2 separate regions of the Homo sapiens genome follow, and region 1 is linked to region 2. A link is an interaction called in ENCODE POLR2A ChIA-PET data of the cell type or tissue named here. Cell type or tissue: OCI-LY7. All regions are shown on one strand. Links, peaks and the distances in the headings refer to the core of each region. The heading gives the core; the rest is flanking DNA.

Region 1 (2,929 bases), core at 147-2,646, 95 kb before region 2:
CCTTTAATATCTAATATTATTCTATAAACAAATATATAACAGTGTTTAAGAGGTTTATATTGTACTGTAGCAGGATAAAGAATATTTATTGGTTATAATGAGGTGATCTCCAGTTATGAAAGAAAAGGTTCGTCAATTTTGAATTCTATCATTATACAGCAAAAATCCACCTTTCAGTTTCTAAATTCCAATTCCAAATCTTATAAATGCAAATTATAGGACTGTTATGTTATCAGAGAAACCATATTCTACTTCTCTTAAAAATATCTGAATCAAAGGTTAACTTCCAAGCATCTTATTTAAGCAAAAGATGCTAATGAATTATGCTCTAAGCAAATGTTTTTCACTCTAACAACAGGATATCTATTTTTAGCTGCAGGTTTGGCTTGAAGTGACAGCTTTTACCCTATGATAAACTGCAGTACATACTGTAGTATATTTTTTCAAAAAAACAGTTTTGGAAATATTTAGAAAAAATAAATCACATTATAACAAAAAAGACTAGTTGTCACAAGTGTACTTATTCTAAAAAATTATTTCCCCCAAAAACTGTTTATTAAAAATTTTAACAAACCCTACAAAACCAAAATGCTCTAATTATTTCATCATTAAATCCTTATTTCTCAATAAATTGTAGGTAAAAGCAACCAAGACATCAACAAAATTCTGGCAGCATCTTATTTTCAAAATTACTATTTAAAAAATCTAATAAAAATAATCTAATAAAAATTAGCATTAGGAATGACAAAGCTAATCAAAGGAAAGTTAAACTAATTATCTTCAGGATCAGATACTAAAAGAAAATCCTCTCTTATGGTTAGTCTACTTACTAATTTATAACACAATTAATAACAGTGCCCAACAAATACAATAAATCGAACCATAAAGAAAATTAGAAACTGATTATTGGTATTGATTATTAATAGTGCCATTAATTGTTTACAGTTCTTACTGGTTTTTGAAGGCAATTTACTATAATGCCTAAGTACAAAAGCGTCACCACAAAATATAATTCACAGTAGCTGTGGCTTTATAACTGTCCCTTTAAAAATATTTTTTCCTCTTATAAATATATTTTTTAAATAAACAGCTGCAGAGTCTCAGAGAGCATACTTACCACTCATGATGAAAACCAACCTTTCCAAAACATATTGCTCAAAATAACAATCCAACAGCAAAGGGAGTTATGCTAATCTCTAGAGGGAGAAGAACCGATGGTGTAAACACACACACTGGAGCATGCAGCACACAGAAAACGAAAAGAGCTTTCTTTTGTTTTAAAAAGAGAAGCCCCTAGAAGCAAAGCATAACTGCCTAGCATGAGATATCACTAGTAAACATCAGATTAATGCCAAAGATGTCTATAACTAGACTGAATTTCTTTCAAGCTAGTTATCCCAGCCTCCTTCATATACCACTAGAACAACTCAAAATGGCAGGGAGAAAATGTTCGAACCAGGATGTATAAGATGTTCTCAATTATATCAGCATGAGTTGTTACCACGGCAACATTAGACCAGAATTATCGGTTCACTTGTATCCAAGGCGTAGCTTTTCTAAAGCTTTAATCCACCAGACAAATAAAATACCTTTTTATTTTAGAGCCACATGATTATAAATTACCAGATTTCTTAAATTTAAGCACTAATCTACGCTTTTTACATCTTTCAAAGATATGAAAAAATTGCTGTTTTCTTCAAATACTCACACAATCCCATGTTGAACCTGGCAAGGAGCAAACAGCAGAATGATTGCACCTAAACGTCTTTCAATTACACCAGCTCTTACTGCTAGCTGTGGACCTCACTGATATTAAAATGCTGTGTGCTGTTGCTAGTGACTATTGGCGATGAATCTTATTGCCGAGATCGCTGATAGCTTTCATTTTTCATGAGCCAGAAAGCTATACTGCAGCACAAATGTTAACCATTTAAACATTCTGTGTTATGGAAGAGAATAATATTATATACATATATGTATATCTGCATTTTTAAAGGAGAATCATAGAATAACTTATTTGTAAACTTCCATTAAATTCAGCATTACAAACAGTGTCAGATGCCATCCATGTGGTATTCAAAAGAAAATAATACACAAAAAAGTTACTGGCAATTATTGCAGAAATGTAAAATTCCTCACATGAAACAGGACTAAGATGACAGATTGTATAGCAAGGTGGGCTGACTGGGTAGCATGGTGAACAGATTGTTTTGATTACCAGAGATCCAAAATTTGTACCAAAATGGTACAAAGAATCTATAGAATGGTTCCTTGTTAAGTAGAACTTCAGCACGTGAACTTGCCATTTTAACAGTTGCCATGTGAGGCAGGACTTTTGGTGATGTGGAAGTAAGTCAGGAAATCTTCCTAAGAAACAACTATGAAGCTGAACAGAATTATCAAAAACAATGATTTCATGGCTCTGGAAATCGAGCAGTCATAAACAACAAATTAAGAAACATTTATTTGTGACGAACCACTGAACTCTGCCTAAAAACAGTGGGAGTCAGAGATGTTCTTGCCTGGGGCTGCTCCCACTCCTTTATAGCTCAGTCAGGAGAGTACTTCTACCAGGGTAGGGCTGGTCATGAAAACTAGCAGCTTCACTTCTGGAAGGGGCTGACATGAGAGGGGGCTGATTTGATTTGAAGTGGAGGCCAAAAAACTCATTAGTGATATTGTCAACGAAAAAAGCAAGCTGAAAGAAATTAACAGTCTAAGGCTATGGCCTTGGTAGGGCTAAGCAACACATTGGTGGTATAGCAAGAAACATAGCATGGGGTAAATGAAGATGAGACAGACAGAGGCTACGTAAGTTCACCAGGCCACCCAGTCTGCCCACCTTGCTATGCAATCTGACTAGGAGGTAATGACAAGCACAAAGGACACGAAAGAGGGCCCAGTGGAAAGTTAAAGCTGGTACAGACTT
Region 2 (2,929 bases), core at 220-2,719:
CTAAGTTCTCTTTTTTTTCTATTTTCGTTTTTTCCTACTTTAAATCTGCTGTTACTTTTCCACTGAGATAAACACTGTTTGGGTCTAAGAGGTGTTTTTTTTTTTTTTTTTTTTTGGCAACCCAAGGAATTTGTATTTATCTCATGGCTAAAGTTCTGAAGTAAAAGCTATAGGGTCTTTGTGTGTGTGTGTGTGTGTGTGTGTGTGTGTGTGTGTGTGTGTGTATGTGTGTGTATTTAAAAGGTCCTTATAATTTCTATAATTTTTTGTTTAATTGGCAATTAAATCTGTTTTAACTTCCCTCTAGCACACCAGACTTTCTCTCTCAGTACCTTGAGATGTAAATTTTGCTATCTGATTTTCCCCTAAGAGTTGTTTCCTTTAATATGCAAATTTAAGGCCACTTAGCTGACAACTGCCTGAATAGTGAAACAGGTTATCAAGAATTTAAAAGCCTAAGATAGGAAAAAAAAAAAAAAAGAAAAAAGGTCTTATGAATCTATAAGATGTATTTCTATTAGCATGCACAAATATGTCTATGTATTTGTGTTGTGTACACAATGTTTCAGTACTAAAAATATATAAAACAGCTCTAGCTAATTGGCTAAAATATAAAAGCACTTAAATCGGATAATCAAAAGAAAAGACTAGTCAAATGCTTTTTCAAGTTAATGTGATTTAAGTAAAATTTTTAATAAAATAATCTGGCTTTAAAATTATTGGTAAAATAATATTAGAGATGTCTTAAAAATTGTTAGCATTTTTGATCTACTGGTTTTGTGCTCACTCCTGCAGAATTCTATAAGCCATAAGGGTTATAAAACTATAGCATTTTTGATCAAGTGGTTTTGTGCTTACTTTGGCAGAATACTATAAGCCATAAGGGTTATAAAACTATAAAATCCAGCTCAAGACAAAATGATCTTTGCTTGTATAATTTTCGACAAGTAAGACATGGAATATTCTTGGTTTAATGAAAACAGCTAAATCCCAAGTTATTGGTAAAAATACCCTTATATTTAACCTTAAGTTTCTTACTTAAGTAAGCACCTAAAATTCACAGCTATAAAAATAGTTAACAGGGAAATAAAGAATGACTATCACAGTTTTTGTAAATAATCTAGGTAAATTATTTAATAAATCAATCGATCAGGTAAATGTAATGGAATAAACAAATGCCTGTAAACAAACATGTTATATAATTTAGGATCTAATGTTATTAATAAATATTAAGTATCTGGGTAATTTCCAATTAAAAATTATAGGAAAAAAATTTTTAATGTTCTTATGAAAAGGTAAATGTATTTGTCTAACTGAAAGCTTATTTAAGGGTTATGTATAAAACAAGATAAAAGGAACCAAAAAATAAGAAATGTAAAAAGGTTAAAAATATAGAGAGGTGCTTTTGATAGAAAGGTAAAAAGGAAAGTCATTTTATACTAGAAAGAATCCTGTTTGGTAAATTTTTGTCCTACAATAAAATGGGTTGTTCAAGAAAAAGGGATATTTAGGACAAAACAGAAAGTCTAAGCATGTTGTAAATGTTCTATGTAAGTCATAATAAGGTTAGTAAAAAGGATTTTTTTAAAAGGGGTTGTATAATTCAGTTGGCTCAGCAAAAGAAATAATCGGCATAGTTAACAGACAAAGTCTTCACAATCTATACATCCAACAAAGGACTAATACCCAGAATCTATGAAGAATTCTAACAAATCAGAAAGAAAAAACAACCCCATCAAAAAGTGGGCAAAGGACGTGAATAGACAATTCTCAAAAGAATATATACAAATGGCCAACAAGCATATGTAAAAATGCTCAACATCACTAATTACCAGGGAAATGCAAATCAAAACCACAATGCAATACCACCTTACCCCTCCTGCAAGAATGGCCATAATCAAAAAATAAAAAGAAATAGATGTTGGCATGGATATGGTGAAAGGGAACACTTTTACACTATTGGTGGGAATGTAAACTAAAACAACCACTATGGAAAACAGTGTGGAGATTCCTTCAAGAACTAAAAGTAGATCTACTGTTTGATCCAACAATTCCACTACTAGGTATCTACCCAGAGGAAAAGAAATAATTATATGAAAAAGATACTTGCACTTGCATGTTTATAGCAGCACAATTTACAATTGCAAAACTATGGAATCACCCCAGAAGCGCATCAATCAACAAGTGGATAAAGAAAATGTGGGATATATATACCATGAAATACTACTCAGCCATAAAAAGGAATGAAATAATGGCATTTGCAGCAACCTGGATGGAATTGGAGACTATTATTCCAAGTGAAGTAACTCAGGAATAGAAAACCAAACATCATTTGTTCTCACTCATAAGTGGGAGCTAAGCCATGAGGACACAAATGCATAAGAATGATACATTGGACTTTGGGGAGTAGGGGGAAAGGGTGGGAGAGGGTGAGGGATAAAAGACTACACATTGGGGGCTGGGCATGGTGGCTCATGCCTGTCATCCCAGCACTTTGGGAGGCCAAGGTGGGCGGATCACGAGGTCAGGAGATCAAGACCATCCTGGCCAACATAGTGAAACTCCATCTCTACTAAAAATACAAAAATTGGCCGGGCGTGGTGGCATGTGCCTGTAATCCCAGCTACTCAGGAAGCTGAAGCAGGAGAATAGCTTGAACCAGGGAGTCGGAGGTTTCAGTGAGCCAAGATCGTGCCACAGCATTCCAGCCTGGCAACAGAGTGAGACTCCGTCTCAAAAAAACAAAAACAAAACAAAACAAAAAAACACTACACATTTCGTACAGTGTACACTGCTCGGGTGATGGATGCACCAAAATCTCAGAAATCACCACTAAAGAACTTATTCATGCAACCAAACACCACCTGCTCCCTGCAAACTTATTGAAATAAAAGTAAATTTAAAAATATACATGAGTTGTGAATTTAGT

What was found. Peaks named below come from ENCODE experiments on the same cell type or tissue, not always from the same donor. Only the 100,000 strongest peaks of a DNase experiment are listed, where the experiment ranks them.
Region 1: POLR2A ChIA-PET joins it to region 2 with 9 read pairs; 2 of 35 experiments call an interaction of 5 or more read pairs at or near these places.

Annotation. Positions count from the first base shown.
Region 1 is chr1:84,163,202-84,166,130 of GRCh38, reverse strand. The region is part of intron 1 of PRKACB (protein kinase cAMP-activated catalytic subunit beta); the gene reads right to left. Among named protein-coding and RNA genes, the nearest start is that of PRKACB, 20 kb to the right of the region's middle. In OCI-LY7, for the core only: no CTCF peak of the experiment used is centred there; no DNase peak of the experiment used is centred there.
Region 2 is chr1:84,068,085-84,071,013 of GRCh38, reverse strand. No RefSeq gene overlaps it. Among named protein-coding and RNA genes, the nearest start is that of TTLL7, 70 kb to the right of the region's middle. In OCI-LY7, for the core only: no CTCF peak of the experiment used is centred there; a DNase peak (open chromatin) is centred at 1,533.